Linked DNA regions of Mus musculus: region 1 is linked to region 2. The links are chromatin loops, found by intact Hi-C in ENCODE. Cell type or tissue: heart. All regions are shown on one strand. Each heading gives the region's core, and the rest is flanking DNA. Links, peaks and the distances in the headings are about the cores only.

Evidence for each region. Peaks named below come from ENCODE experiments on the same cell type or tissue, not always from the same donor. Only the 100,000 strongest peaks of a DNase experiment are listed, where the experiment ranks them.
Region 1: it touches region 2 in a loop (6-fold over the local background); 1 of 42 quality-filtered maps calls a loop at or near these places.

What each region holds. Positions count from the first base shown.
Region 1 is chr19:5,485,577-5,492,628 of GRCm38, reverse strand. Mus81 (MUS81 structure-specific endonuclease subunit) reads left to right here and starts at 4,250. Exons shown (of 16, transcript NM_027877.4): 1 at 4,250-4,641; 2 at 4,738-4,867; 3 at 5,522-5,604; 4 at 6,041-6,142; 5 at 6,281-6,349; 6 at 6,515-6,600; 7 at 7,004-7,052. The coding sequence starts at 4,507. Cfl1 (cofilin 1, non-muscle) reads right to left here and starts at 2,174. Exons shown (of 4, transcript NM_007687.5): 1 at 2,027-2,174; 2 at 1-132. The coding sequence starts at 2,029. In heart, for the core only: CTCF peaks have their summits at 4,141 and 4,615 (motif pointing right); DNase peaks (open chromatin) are centred at 1,258, 2,178, 3,458, 4,258 and 2 weaker places; H3K4me3 peaks cover 4,115 bases; H3K27ac peaks cover 5,000 bases.
Region 2 is chr19:5,685,032-5,692,921 of GRCm38, reverse strand. Pcnx3 (pecanex homolog 3) reads left to right here and starts at 4,014. Exons shown (of 35, transcript NM_144868.3): 1 at 4,014-4,925; 2 at 5,284-5,471; 3 at 5,704-5,803; 4 at 6,256-6,295; 5 at 6,396-6,491; 6 at 6,703-7,830. The coding sequence starts at 4,773. Map3k11 (mitogen-activated protein kinase kinase kinase 11) reads right to left here and starts at 3,791. Exons shown (of 12, transcript NM_022012.3): 1 at 3,656-3,791; 2 at 3,410-3,445; 3 at 1,934-3,233. The coding sequence starts at 2,675. In heart, for the core only: CTCF peaks have their summits at 2,937 and 4,193; DNase peaks (open chromatin) are centred at 2,501, 3,211, 3,991 and 5,736; H3K4me3 peaks cover 4,196 bases; H3K27ac peaks cover 4,062 bases.

The DNA.
Region 1 (7,052 bases), core at 1,099-6,098, 200 kb after region 2:
CTTCTTGTCCTCACTCAGGCAAAAGAGCACCGCCTTCTTGCGTTTCTTCACTTCTTCTGGTGTTGAAGACTTGCGAACCTTCATGTCATTGAACACCTTGATGACACCATCAGAGACAGCCACACCAGAGGCCTGAGGGACAAATCAAAAATACGCCTTGTAAGGGAAAGGATTCTGGGGTATTCTTTGCAGTTACAGGAAACCTCAGTCAGAGTAACAAACACACTTCTCAGCCCCACACAGATTAGTAATGTCCCTGCAGACTTTTTTCCCTATCCAATTCATCATCTAAGAACTAGTTAGGACAAACCTCCTGCAAGGGAGAGATCCAATTATCTAGTTCAACATCCCCATAAATGTTAGAACAGTACTTATTAAAAAGAAGACCTTAGCCAAGAGTGGTAGAACACGCCTTTCTCTTAGTCTGAAACCAGTCTTAGATCTATAGAATGAGTTCCAGGACAGCAGGGGCAATGCAGAGAAATCCTGTCTCTTAAAAAAAAGCCAAAAAGAAAACAAAAACTTGCTGAGTTGTGAACACCAGATTCAAAGAACCCGAAAGATACTGATTAAAATGCCAGCATAGGATAGATACAAAACACCAAACTCCTGGGCCATAGTCTCATCTCCAGGAAAGAGAATCAGAACACCAGAAATTCACAGACACCAAGAGCTGCTCGGTAGTTTATTGCTCATTAGAAATGCAGTCATTGTATAAATGACACTCTTTCCTGCCGAGATCTCCCATACACAAGAATTACAACCCTTAATTAAGGCCCTGCTGGACAACTCCCTGTCATCCAAGAATGGTGAGTCCTTTAAAAAAAAAAAAAGACTGACAAATTAATAGGTCAAACTGTGATGCCCCAAATCGCCGAAAACTTTCTGCTTTGTACGGCCCTGGGGGACGACCCAATCAGAAATCTACAACCAACCCTCCCCACCACCACCATGGAACTGCAGAGGAAGCTAGCCACGTGATTCACCCGCTTCCGGAGTAGGCGGAGAAAGATTGGACTAGGTTCAGGGCCTCCCCAAGAGACACTCGTAGCCCAGAGGCAGCGAGGCGGCCGGACCTCAGATGTCTCAACGCCTAAGGCTCGCCTTTAGGAATAGGCGTAAACGCAGTCAGCTGGAGAGGTAGCTCTGGCCAGTCTCACTCCAAAAAACAGTTTCCCGTGCCCTCAGGCTAAGCATAAAAGCTGGTGGCTTCCGGGCGGTACCCGCCTCGGTCACTTCCCTAAACGCGGCTCCACCCTCGGCCCCATCCGGCAGAGCAGCAAAAGGCCTAGCTCGGCTAGAGCTGCAGCCGGGATGGCAGGGCCCAAGCATGTGCGCACGCGCTGTTCTAGCTCTAGCCCGAGGTACAGTGACTACAGAATGGAGTGTGTAATCGCTCTTTCTAGAAGTGGGGCGATAGCCTGTACAGGAACCCACTCCGTGACTCGTGTTGCAAGAAGGCTCCAGAACCAGCGTCTCAATCAGGTTCCCCGATGCCTCAGCATCTCCCAGAGCCACACCGCGGCCGCCCCCGCCCCGCCCTGACGGCGGAATCCCTGCCACCTGCTGTGGAGACCAACCTAGCCGCAGAGGGAGGATGATGCGGGGAAGGGAACAGCCCTTGGGTGGGGCGCGCGCCGACACCTCGCGCGCTTTTCCCTAGCGGCCCCGGGCCAGGGTTTGGATGCCGCGTGCTCTGGTCCAGCGCGCGCCATCGAGAACCAGCGAGCGTTGCCCGAGGCCCCGCACACTGGACCCCTCCCCCACGGCCAGTGGCCGCGCTGGCGCAAAGGCAGGATGGGGGAGGGGAGAGGAGCCAGGGGGCGCGCGAGCGACGTCCGAATCGGCCCTTCCCAGCGCCCGGAGGCGCGCACGCGCGGCCTGCCCTTCAATGAGACCCTTAATCTCGCTCGGGGTGCTGGGGGATGGGATACCAAGACCGCTTCTCTGCCGCCCCCACCCCGCCCGGCGCGCAAGCGACGGATCACGAACCCACTTCCCTCGGGCGCAGTGGCCTAATGCTCACCATGTTTCCGGAAACGAAAGGGAGACAGAAAGAGCAACTGAAGACCTGAGCCGCCGCAGCTGCTGCCGGGATCCGACTGAACGCGGCCTCTCCCGGCCCCTTCCGTTTAGTAGGAGCCGCACAATGAGGGGCGGGGCGGCCTTCCGGCGCTTGCCGCGCGGGCCGACGGGAAGTGAAGTCCGAGGATTTTGCACCGAAATAGAACTAGCTGCTACCGGGTTCCGCAGAGCTTGAGGCGCAGAGTAGGCGGAGGCCGAGAGGCGTGGGCTGTTGCACGGAGAGTGAGCCCATTGGTGCAATGGACCAAAAAACGCTCTGAGCCAGAGGCCCATCGTTTGATAAAAATGACCTGAATATAATTCTCTACTTTCTTTATCCCAGAAATTAAGTGGTTTTTTGTTCTTTATGGTTCCTGAAAAAAGATTTTGAATCATCAGCTTGGGATCCTCTCTCACAGAAAAGAGAATCGCCAAGTATAACGGTGTCTTCAAGCCAATAGAAATGCTCCCGTGGAGTAAAATTTCAACAAATAGGATTTTTTAAAAAACAGGAAATGCTAACATAAAAAGTTTGAGAGCTTTGGCGTTGTCTAAAGACGTTTGGCAAATTGTTAGATCAAACGTAATTCATGGGGGAAGGGTGAAGAGTTGTGCACTAAAAATTTCCTTATGGCCGGGCATGGTGGCGCACACCTTTAATCCCAGCACTCGGGAGGCAGAGGCAGGCGGATTTCTGAGTGCGAGGCAAGCCTGGTCTACAAAGTGAGTTCCAGGACAGCCAGGGCTACACAGAGAAACCCTGTCTTGAAAAATCAAAAAACAAAACAAAACAAAACAAAACAAAAAAAAAACTTCTTTATGTTTCTTTTACGATACAGGAAAAGGAATACTTCAATTTAATTCCAGAGTTGATAGGTTTATGATCATTTTAGCACAAAGACTGAAGAGAATCTATATGAAAGCAAAAGTTTAAAATAAACTGGGGTGGGAACTCCAGGAGAATTTCTCTGACCTGAAACAATGACCATGGCCTTAGAAAAAAAGGGCAAAGTCGCAAACAACTCAGAGGCAAAGGAAACCGGGGCCCTTGACCTCCCCAAGCTGAATAAAGGGTGTAAAAGAGGAGCTTCCCCAGGAGCGAGGCAGCACGCAGAGGATGCCGGGGGTTGTAGTCAGGGGATTGTAGTCAGACTGCACCCGTGGGCTACACTGCGGGAGCTCCAGGTGACTGCACCCGTGGGCTACACTGCTGGAGCTCCAGGTGGAGGCCGAAGCTTGACCCCCTTCTCTCCCAAGGGCCCCTCCTAAGGAGAAGGCTGGCTCCACCTTTTTCGAGACTAGCAGTTTCCCAGAGCAACGGGGGGAGGGGCCACGCAGTTACCCTGGAGACGCACTCCTTCCGCCCCTGGTCGCGGGATGCCCTAGATGTCCTTATTAGGGCATAAGCCTCCAGAGGGCGTGCCCAGTCCAAGCGCCAGCTGCAGGCTCCTTATAAGGCTGCTTGAGGAAAGAGGCGGGTGCACAAAAGCTAGACTGAGAAGAGGGTCTGCGAATTGGGCTCCCGACGACTTCCGGAGTGACAGCGTGACAGCTGAAGACCGTGCGTTGTTCCAAACACTGAAGGGACCTCTATGTTCTATTGAGCCCTGTGTCCCTCAGCTTGAGACATCCCTGCCCCAGCAAGGTTCCCACCTTCATCCTCCCTGAGGCTCCTTCACTTTTAATGAGCCACAGAAGCGAAGTGTCTAACTAGCATCCCCGGGATCCAACCATGTGCCCACATTCGAACTCTCCACCTTCTAGGATACACCTCTTATTCCTCCTTGAAAGGGAGGAATTAAATACACATCTTCGCCATTCACCTAGCCTGAGTCTTCTGTGCACAAATATCCCCGACTTGGCACATTTCGAGATCTTTCTGCTTCTGCCTTAGCTTTATTTCATTCCTTGTACCCCTTTAAGATGTCCCTCCCACAAATATTCTTGGACTTGTGTCCGTCCCTCTCCTCCACTTTTCTTAAGCCCTCTTTTTCCCAGCCTCTTCTACGATAGTGAGCCTGAAATAGCCTTATGAGACCTTGAAGCAAGCCAAGTTCAGGTTTCTGAGTGTACCCCCACACCGGCCCTCCCAGTCACAGGGGGCGCTGTCCTCCTTTTTAACAGTCAGTACACAAAAAAAAAGAGTCTGCTCTCGAATTTTTGGGTGAGAGGAAAGGGTGGGTCAAAGCTCCATGGCCTGGGTGGGGCCTGTCCAAAAGGCTGGTGCCGGCGGGCGAATGGGGGCGGTTCTAAGGAAAGGCCGTGCAAACCGAGCTAGCCTCTTACTGCATAGTACATGGCGAAAGGAGGTCATTCCATGAGCTGGTGCCCTGCTAGGTTGGAGAGACCCTACCCTCAAACAAGTGTTCTTATACCAACTGAATTGTCGCGATCCTAGTCTCAGGGGTTTTTTGAGACTCTGAAGGAGCCAGTCTAGTTCTTATGGCGGAGCCGGTCCGCCTGGGCCGGAAGCGTCCGCTGCCCGTTTGCCCCAACCCGCTCTTCGTTCGTTGGCTGACCGAGTGGCGGGACGAGGCAGCCAGCAGGGGGCGCCACACGCGTTTCGTGTTTCAAAAGGTGAGTCCCAGCTGTTTCTGGTGACAGTGCTCTGGCAGAGTCAGGTGATCCGTGAATCCTAGTTTGATAAGCTCTCTTCTCCCTTGTGTTCGCCAGGCATTGCGCTCCCTCCAACGGTACCCGCTACCATTGCGCAGCGGGAAGGAAGCCAAGATACTCCAGCACTTCGGAGACAGGCTCTGCCGCATGCTGGACGAAAAGCTGAAGCAGCACCTAGCATCAGGCGGTGAGCACCTCAGGGAGTTGGTGTCTCCTAAATTTCTTAGGTGCAGGCTGTGTCTACTCTGGCTTCAAATTACCCCCTCACAACGTGGTTGCTGTTCGACCCACGACTAGTGATTGTTGATGCTCCCTAAGCCTCCTGGTTCTCAACGAACAGAGCTAGCCGCCTGAGATTGGTGGCATTGTGAAACAAGTCTGTAACCATTTAGGAGGTGGGGGTAGAAGACTCAGGCGTTCAAGAGCATTCTCAATTTCATAGTGAGTTCGAGGCTAGCCTGGGCTATCTGAGACTATCTCCAAAAAAAAAAAGTGACATGGGTAGGGCATGGTGATTTGTACTTTTAATCCCAACACCCAGAAGAAGCAGGGGCAAGAGAATCTTTGTGAGTTTGAGGTCAGCCAGGGCTTGACGCAGTGAGCCCCTGCTTCCAAACCAAAACCCCAATTCGGGGGAATCCAGCCCCTACTTCTGACCTCTTCTAGTATTGCATGCAAGTGATGCATAGACATACTCACAGGTGAAACACTCATACACATACAAGAAAACACAAAAACGTTTTAAAATATGACACTCAAATTCACACACTGAGCAACTCCATCTAAGCTCCTCCGGGCAGCCAGACTGTGTGCAGGACTAACTCTCTTCTGATCTCTATAGGTGACCATGCCCCCAGCTCACCATCTGGAAAGAAGGGAGCCAGCAAAGGGCCACCTGAGCAAGTCCAGGACTCTTCCATGCCAGTGAGGATTGGGAAAGGAAGTAGAAAGCTAAATGGGGGGAGGGGTCGTTGATTGTAGACTTCTTGGTTTGAGGGGTTGAACAGCCCTGGATCCAGCTCTTATTGATTGAGATTGGCTTGGGACAGTCTCTTACCCTCTTTGAGAGGCACCACCTTAAATCCTAAGTAGGATTATTGGGATCACGGTAGTCAGACTCCCAAAGAGAGCTGCCAAAAGATCCAGCCCAGGAAGTTGTGGGACGTGTACCATGTTACTGTTCTCCAGGGGTTGGGGCTGGGCCTGGGCCTGGGCCATACCCCCAACTTTTGCTCTGGCCACCATCACATTCCAGATTTACTAGGGCTTGTAGCCTCATCTCCCTCGCCAGGCCCATGGGGCCTGCTGAAACCTCAGCTGACAGGCATTGGAATTCAGCGAGCCCCTCTGTCTCTCTCAGGTTCCCACCCAGCCTCAAGCAGGAAGCACCAGTGTTGGCTATTGGCCAGCTCAGAACTCAGGTGCTCGAGAGATCCTGCTGCAACTCTACAGGGAGCACCTGGTGAGCAAGTCAGGCGCGTGGGTGGGGCAAAGCAGCAGGCTCACAGAAATATGCCTGGACAGCATGCAAACTGGCCACCGCATAGCAGGGGGAGGAGCGCTGGACCTGAACCTACGCTCACTTCAACCATTGTTTCAGAATTCTGATGGCCACAGCTTCCTAACCAAAGAGGAGCTGCTGCAGAAGTGTGCCCAGAAGACCCCCAGGGTGAGCATCTTCTGAGAGTGGGCAGGTAGATCCCATGGCAGCTCTCCCTCCATGGCAGGCACCCTTGGTATGCAGCCTGATCCAAATGTGGCATATGGCTAGGGGCCCGGGAAGTGTAGGCTTGGAGTATTAGGGACTCTCTGAGGGTCTCCATCCCTTTCACAGGTAGTGCCTGGAAGTTCGAAACCCTGGCCTGCCCTCCGGAGCCTCCTCCATAGGAACCTCATCCTTGGAACGCATCGGCCAGCCAGGTTGGGCGAGCAGCAGGGAGCACACAAGGCAGGGATGGGACACATGCAGGAATTAGGACATTCTTAGCCTCTCTCATGGCCCAGAAAATCTCACACCTGGTGCTACTGAGCCTGGGGATGGCCAGCCTGCCTGCTAAAGAGCCTGATATTGGAGATCTGGAAAGTATAATCCTCTGAGGGGAGGGAGGACGGTGTGGTGCTGAGTGAAGACAGGGGAAGGACTTGGGAGACACATCACAAAGCTGAGACACAACTAGGGAGGTCCTGAGGAAGTTGACCTGAGGGACAAGGACACAGAGGAGATGGAGAGCCACTGAACTTCTATCCAGGCTCACCTAATGGACAGAAAGAGAGCGTGCCAGGGATAAAGAAGACGGAACTTCATGTGTCCCTCACCTCCCAGGTATGCACTCACACCAGAGGGTCTGGAGCTGGCTCAGAAGCTGGCCGAG
Region 2 (7,890 bases), core at 1,655-6,654:
GGGCCACTCAGAAAAGCTGCAGAGCTCAAAGCTTGGGGCAGCTTCCCAGCCGTCTCCTTACTGTCCCCCCACCCCCTCCTGGCCTTTGTCAGGCTAGGGAGTAGCCTGGCCAGCTCACACCTCTTCCGCTTTCCTCTCATGGTCCCTACTTCTCCTTTCTAGGAGGCCTGGGCCAACTTGGGGGGGGTATTCTTTGGGGGCAAATTGGGGGAGGTCAGGTCCAGGCCGGCTGGCTGGTCAGTCCTGTGACTCGTGGGCCTGGAGAATTCCCCCTTCTCTCGAGGCCAGGCCTCCTCACAAGGCCCCCATTGTCCAGGAAAATCATGCCATTGTTTCCTGCCTGATTCCCCCCCACCCCAGCCCAGGGACTCCCCCCACCCCAATCCCACAGACAGCAACTCGGGCCTAGGACTGGGTCTGCAAGGTTGGATGCCAGGCTCAGAGGCTGAGGGCACCTTGCCTGCCCTTCACCAACACCCAGACTCTGAGAGGGAAACAGGGGAACTAGGGCCTGGAGGGGGGCAATCCCTGGCTCCTTCCTCTCCCGAAACCCCTCCACCCCCAGCTCTTTCCTCCCTTGCAGGCAGCTGGGCCAGGGAGGGAACAGAGCTGGAGCTGGGGCAGGAAGCCAGCCCAGGGGCAGCAGGAAACACAGGAAGCGGTGTGGAGGGTGGGGAGCAGGGGCCTGGACTATTGTTCCATTTTTTTCTGGAAGGAGAACGGAGGAAAAACAGAAGACAGGAGCCCCCACCCCCTGGGCCTTCGGGGAATCCCCCTCAGGCTAGTGGAGGGAGCATGTGTGGGGGTCCCTATATGCCTTGGGCCCACCCATTCTGCTCTTAGATGATAGGGGGTGGTCAGCTGACATGGAACTGGGTCCCCTGGCTCTGCTGCTGCTTTCCTTTGGCCCCTGTTTTACAGTAGCTGAGGCCAAGATGCTCAAAATGTCCGTGCTGATGCCCCTAAGAATCTCTGCACTCTCCTGTCACGCAGGACCATGTCCACTACATTTCCTACTGTCCCCAGCCCATGCCCTCTGCTCCAGCAGACCCAGGTCCCGCTGTCTCCACATTGCTGACCTCTGCCTCTGAGCCTGCACTGTGGTCAGGCCCTGCCCAGACACCCACCCAACCAAGTACTTCACTAAGTGCTGCCTGTTTTGGACTGGCTTGAAGCCTGCCCACTTCAGGAAGCTGTCTGAACCTGTCACCAATTTTTCCTGGGCCTATGACAGGCAGCGAATGGGAGTCCGAGATAGTGAGAGATGGAGTCTCCCTTCATATTTGCATCCCTGGCCTGGGGGACCCCTGCTTGCTGGGCATCCTGGGTCAGGGCTTCTGAAGGTCCTTAAGCTGCTCTGGTCTCATTGTTCCCATTCTAGGGAGGCTGAAACTGAGGTTCTGAGGTGAAATAATCGGCCGGAGAACATGTAGGCAGGAAAGAGTGGGATGGAACAGCCTTAGTCTCTGAGCAGGGAGGAGGGTCTTCCCTGCTGAGATCTCTGTCCTGAAGGAGCTGCCTATGGGAGAGGGAGGGAAGCAACACCACGTTTGTAAATCTCGGAAGGGGAAGGCTGGAGGAGCAGCTTCCAGAAGACTTCCCTGAGGTGGTGACCACGGTAAAGCAGGGTGCTGAAGGGCCGCCTGAGAGAGCTCAGTTTTGAAAACTTGTCAAAACTTCAGCTGAAGACTGGGACTAGGGACTCCCAGGACAGAGGCAGAACTCTGCCAGGTTCCGGGGATTCCTGTTTTGGGGGTCACTGATAGGCCACGGGTATTCCCTGGACATCTAATACTCCTCTCAGGAAGGAGCTTGTGAGGCCAGCATCTCCCTAACTAGGCTCAGCTGAGCTAGGAGACGTGTGCACCTGGGCCTCGGCTGGGCCGTGCTCCGAGCCTCCCCGTGCCCATGCTTCATGCCCCTGGAAACTCACTGTTGTTGGACTTCAGGTCTCGGTGTATCACAGGCACCAGAGCCTCACAGTGCAGGTAGTGCATTCCTCGGGCAATCTGCACAGCCCAGTTGACCAGCACATGGGGGGGCACACGCCGACCAGCCAGGGCCCGGCTAAGAGGCCCACCAGCTGCATACTCCATCACCAGGCATAGGTTTGGCTCCTCCAGGCACACAGCTTTGAGGGCAATGATGTTGGGATGGGCCAGCATGGCAAAAAGCCGGGCCTCCTGTCGAACACTCTCAGCTGTTACACTGATGTCCTCATCAGGGTCCTGTCGGGCTGCCTTCACAGCCACCAGCTCCCCTCGCCAGCTGCCACGGTAGACCTTGCCGAAGCCACCGATGCCGATCACCTCCTCCAGTCGCAGCTCCTGGAAGCTGGCCACCTCACAGGGGGGTGGGCCTCCACCCCGAGATACATAGTTGGATGGAAAAATGCCCACCTGGCCACCCACCTGGCCCGCCCACCAGCCCTCATCTCCTGAGATGGCTGCATCCCTGGACAGCACCTCCACACGGTCGCCCTTCCTCAGGGCTAGTTCGTCCTGCCCATTGGGCTCATAGTCGAACAGGGCTGTCCAGACAGGATTGGCATAAGCTGCTGTTGCCTTCGGAGACCCCTCCGGCCGGACTCCACCGGTACCCCCGCCGCCCCCACTGCCACTGCCGTTCCATGACCCCAGCGGGCTCTTGAGGAAGAGGTTCTTCAAGGGCTCCATGGCAGGGAGCCGGCGTTGGAATGTGTGGGGGACCTTCTTCGGGTGCCCGTGGTATCCACCCCCGCTGGCTTGTGAGGCCCTAGAGCCGGAACCTGGGCATCCGGGCCCTGGCCCTCAGCCCCAGACCCACGCCTCTCTGGGGAGCCAGGAGTGTCGCCTCCCGGCCCCCCGCATCTCGGGCTTTTGGAGGAGGGCACCAAGGGCAGTGTGGTCAGGCTGGAGGGGTGGGGCCCACTGGCCTCCGGCGCCTCACCATGGCTGAATTGGAGCAGCAGAGTCCCTCAGTTCCGAAGTAGTCCTGGGAACCTGGCTTCAGCGCCCGCCTACCGTAAGGTGGGGCCTGCCAGGGTCAGCGCCCGGACTCTGGTTGTTGTCTCCAGGCACAAGAGGTAAGAGAAAGTCCCCAGTTGAGCCGAAGCTACCTCTTCTTGGGCTAGTGCCTTGGGCCCCGACAGCTCCGACCCCGGTCCCTTCTTCCTCCTCCCTTTGTACTTTGGCCCCGGGGGCGGGAGGCAGAGGTGGAGGGTGGAGTTTCACTTTTTTCCGCTCTTCTCCCTCCTGCAGGAAACAGCATCAGATGACGTGGGCGGGTTGCACCGCTCCCCTCCCGGAGGCTCCCGGCAGCTGTGCACGGGAGTTCCCGGGGAGGTTGGCCAAGAGAGGTAGAAGGCGGGCCAGGTAGTTCCTCCCGCCTCCCCCGCCCCCAAACACACCGGCACAACTCTAAGCCTTACGTTAGGTGCTCCTCTGCTCACGGTCGAAGTGGATCTCTGCAAAGACAGAGAAGAATCCTTGTGTCTGAATTCTCATCAGCCAAATCACCCTTGTGATTGCCTCAAAACCAAAATCTGGTCTTGGCTACGAAGTTGCAGAGCTCTTTAAGATTCGTTCTTTCCATATATGAAATAACAAGATACCCTGCTTTTCAGTGCTAGAGGGGGATGTGAACAGAGAAGTTTGGGACTTCAAAATCGGCTTACACTTGAAGCTCTTGGAACCATTTAAAATTATCTTCCTTTCACCCGAGAGGCAAAAACCTGAAACTGTCGTTCAGAACTTTGCCCGGGATTAGATTCAGAGTTGAAGGGCCTTCAACAACCTCTTCGTTAGTTCATCACTTGTCCTGTGTCTGTTACTTTAAGAAAGCCTATGTCATCCTGTTCGACTACTCAGGCCTGATCAGGATCACTCTCTGCTTCGGCTAAGCTCTGACCCGGAAGTAGAGGCGTAAGCCAAGCGACAACCATGATTTACGGTCTCGCACTAAGGAGAGGCGGCCCAAGTCGGGGGTGTGACCCGGTAACGCAAACTGGAAGTAGCCGTGAGGAGTCCCATTCTCCAGCTTTTCCCCGCCTCCTGTAACGCATTGGAAAAGCTTTGCGCCAGTCATCAAGTCGTTACCCAATGGCGACTCACCCGGCCGTCCCATATTTTGGTGGCTCTAGAATTTGACTGCGCGCGCGCCTAAGATACCTCTGCATCCCGTCACTTCGCTACTTCTCCGCGCTTGCGCACTTCTGCCGCCAGGTTTTCCTTTTCCGGGTCCCAACAGGTTCTAACGGGCGCATGCGCCAGTGCAGGCTGGCAGCTCGCGGCTCCTTCTTCCGGCCTCCCCTTTGCGCCGGCACCGGTAGAAGCGGGGCGAACGCAGAGCCCCAAGCGAGTGACCTGCGACCCCGGAAGTGGACCTCAGGGTCCCAAGGATTTCTCCGGTCCGGAGCCAAGGGACCTATCACTGGCACTCCGAGAGCACCTATTCCACGCCCACCTCTGGATGCCGCCGACGGGTGCCCAGCCCTTGCCCTGCGCCTGCTTTCAGGCTCGGCGCTTTACAACAGTTCTGGGCCACCGGAGGGGGCCCAGGCCCCGCCTCTGATGCAGTCCCACCCCAGTATCCCGGCCTGATCCGCTGACTGCCTGGGCCGGCCCCGCCCCCTGCCTGTGCCCTCACCCTACCAATCCCCTCCCCCGTCTGGGGGAGGCCATGGCGTGAAATCTAAGTCGGACCCCGGGACCCTCGGGCGCCAGCGGGGCATGGGCCGGGGGCCGCCCCCATGAGGGTCCCGGGAGGAGGGCGTGCGCAGCAGCGGCTGGGCCATGGGGTCTCAGGTGTTGCAGATCCTGCGCCAGGGGGTGTGGGCCTCGCTCACTGGGGGATGGTTCTTCGATCCGCATCAGAGCACCTTCTCCAACTGCTTCCATCTCTATGTCTGGATCTTCTTGCTCATCTTTCCCTTCTTGCTGTACATGGTGAGAGGCTGCCACCACCTGTAACTATGGCGAGAGGGAGTGTAGTCTGGAGGGATGGGCATCTTGAGTCCTGGGGCGTGGAGTGAAGCGAGTCACTGTAGAGTTCACTGTAGAGTTTACTTTGGTTTTATATAGAGGAAAGACCAAGTCTTTTCTGCATGGAGTGACCTTGAGCGCCTCATTTAATCTACCCGGTTAAACAGAGGGCTACCCCTAACAGGGCTCTTTGTACTGTTGCATGAAGGGGTGATGAAGTTTTGTAAACCGATGAATCCTAGTTCTTTACAGTGGTGGCAGGTACACCCTCAAGGGAGCAAGGGTTTTGTGAGAAAGGATCCAACTTAACTGTCATCTCCAGGTCCTGCCCCCCAGCCTGATGGTGGCTGGAGTGTACTGCCTGGTGGTAGCTGTCATCTTTGCTACCATCAAGACTGTGAACTATCGCCTGCATGCCATGTTCGACCAGGGCGAGATTGTGGAGAAACGCAACTCTACCATGGGGGAGCAGGAAGAAGAGGCTGCCCAGGGGGAGAGCAGTCTCCCAAGGTGAGTGGCTGTGGGCTGTGTCAGGGATTGTCCTTTCTCTGTGCTTGGGATTGTGGCTGTGTCTTGGAGGATAGAGAAGGCTGAGGGGACAATGGCTCTAAGTACTTGCTGTAGTCAGGGTTAAAGCAGTCGAAGGGAGTCTTGAGGAGGAAGGGGTGTTACGGATGGCGAGAAGAAACCGTAAAGAGAGCACAGCTGAGAGCTTCTGCTCAGCTCTTCTTCCTGTTTGCAGGGACCCTGGTGTGGAGATGACGGTGTTCCGGAAGGTGAGCTCCACGCCCCCTGTACGCTGCAGTTCCCAGCATTCTGTGTTTGGCTTCAACCAGGTTTCGGTGAGTAGGCTCCCCTCGCCGCTGTCCTGGGAGTCAGCCCCTGGTGTGGGCCTGCTCCCAGCCTGCTCCTGGGAGTCAGCCCCTGGTGTGGGCCTGCTCCCAGCCTGCTCCTCGGAGTCAGCCCCTGGTGTGGGCCTGCTCCCAGCCTGCTCCTGGGAGTCAGCCCCTGGTGTGGGCCTGCTCCCAGCCTGCTCCTGGGAGTCAGCCCCTGGTGTGGGCCTGCTCCCAGCCTGCTCCTCGGAGTCAGCCCCTGGTGTGGGTCTGCTCCCAGCCTGCTCCTGGGAGTCAGCCCCTGGTGTGGGCCTGCTCCCAGCCTGCTCCTGGGAGTCAGCCCCTGGTGTGGGCCTGCTCCCAGCCTGCTCCTCGGAGTCAGCCCCTGGTGTGGGCCTGCTCCCAGCCTGCTCCTCGCTCGCCCCGCTTGTTTATTCGTTCTCTCTCCCCTGTCTTATCAGGAGTTGCTGCCCCGGATGGAGGATTCTGGGCCCCTCAGAGGTAGGTGGCTGCTGTTCTGGGCTGGGTGGTGGTGGTGTGGCGCAGGATAACAGAAGAGGACCCCAGGGTCATTGTGACGACTCTGCTGATGTGGTTATAGACATCAAGGAGCTGGTACGGGAACAGGGCAGCAACAACGTGATCGTGACCTCTGCCGATCGAGAAATGCTGAAGCTCAGCTCCCAAGAGAAACTGAGTGAGTGGGCAGGGCTGGCAGGCAGAGCGGATGTCTTGTGATGACATCATCCCAAAGTTGGCTCCGTGTGGTGCTCCTGGATGGAGCACCTTGTTGTTCCTCTTGTGCCCGTACCCTTGGTGGGAAATGGAGGTTGTGGGATTCCCCTTACACCTATTCATTCGCATTGCCACATGCCCTTTTCTCATCTCATCTTTCTTTCTTCTAACAGTTGGAGACCTTCCCCAGACACCTCCAGGGGTTGTTCCAGACCCCTCTCTCCCCAGTACGGATTCTTCCGAGCGTTCTCCCATGGCTGGAGATGGTGTCCCCTGGGGTGGGAGCGGTGTGGCTGACACTCCCATGAGCCCTTTACTGAAAGGGAGCCTCAGCCAGGAGCTAAGCAAGAGCTTTCTGACCCTGACCCGGCCTGACCGGGCCCTAGTGAGGACCAGTAGTCGGCGGGAACAATGTCGGGGAACTGGAGGCTACCAGCCCCTGGACCGGAGGGGCTCAGGTGACCCCATGCCCCAGAAAGCTGGCTCTTCGGATTCCTGCTTCAGTGGCACTGACAGGGAGACTCTGAGCAGCTTCAAGAGTGAGAAGACTAACTCTACACACCTCGACAGTCCCCCTGGTGGGCATGCTCCCGAGGGCAGCGACACAGACCCTCCTTCTGAGGCTGAGCTGCCTGCCTCCCCAGATGCTGGGGTCCCCTCAGATGACACACTTCGTTCCTTTGACACAGTCATTGGAGCAGGGACACCACCGGGCCAAACGGAGCCGCTCCTGGTTGTGCGGCCCAAGGACTTGGCCCTGCTTCGGCCTAGCAAGCGGCGGCCCCCCATGCGAGGACATTCCCCACCTGGTCGTACCCCAAGACGGCCCTTGCTTGAGGGCTCAGGCTTCTTTGAAGATGAAGATACCAGTGAAGGTAGTGAGCTGAGTCCAGCATCCAGTCTCCGGTCTCAGCGCCGCTATAGCACTGATAGCTCCTCGTCTACTTCTTGCTACTCCCCCGAGAGCTCCCAGGGTGCAGCAGGGGGTCCTCGGAAGCGGCGGGCCCCTCATGGGGCCGAAGAAGGAACTGCTGTGCCCCCTAAGCGACCCTATGGGACCCAGCGGACGCCCAGTACTGCCAGTGCCAAAACTCATGCCCGTGTGTTGAGCATGGATGGGGCAGGGGGTGATGTCTTACGGGCACCCCTGGCGGGCTCCAAGGCTGAGCTGGAGGCCCAGCCAGGAATGGAGCTGGCTGCTGGTGAGCCTGCTGTGTTGCCTCCTGAAGCCCGGAGGGGACCCGCTGCCAACCAGCCTGGCTGGCGGGGGGAGCTGCAGGAGGAAGGTGCTGTAGGGGGAGGTGAGTGTTGGCCGCAGGGGTGAGGGTGAGGAAGACCTGGGAGGCTTGAGTTTGGGTAAA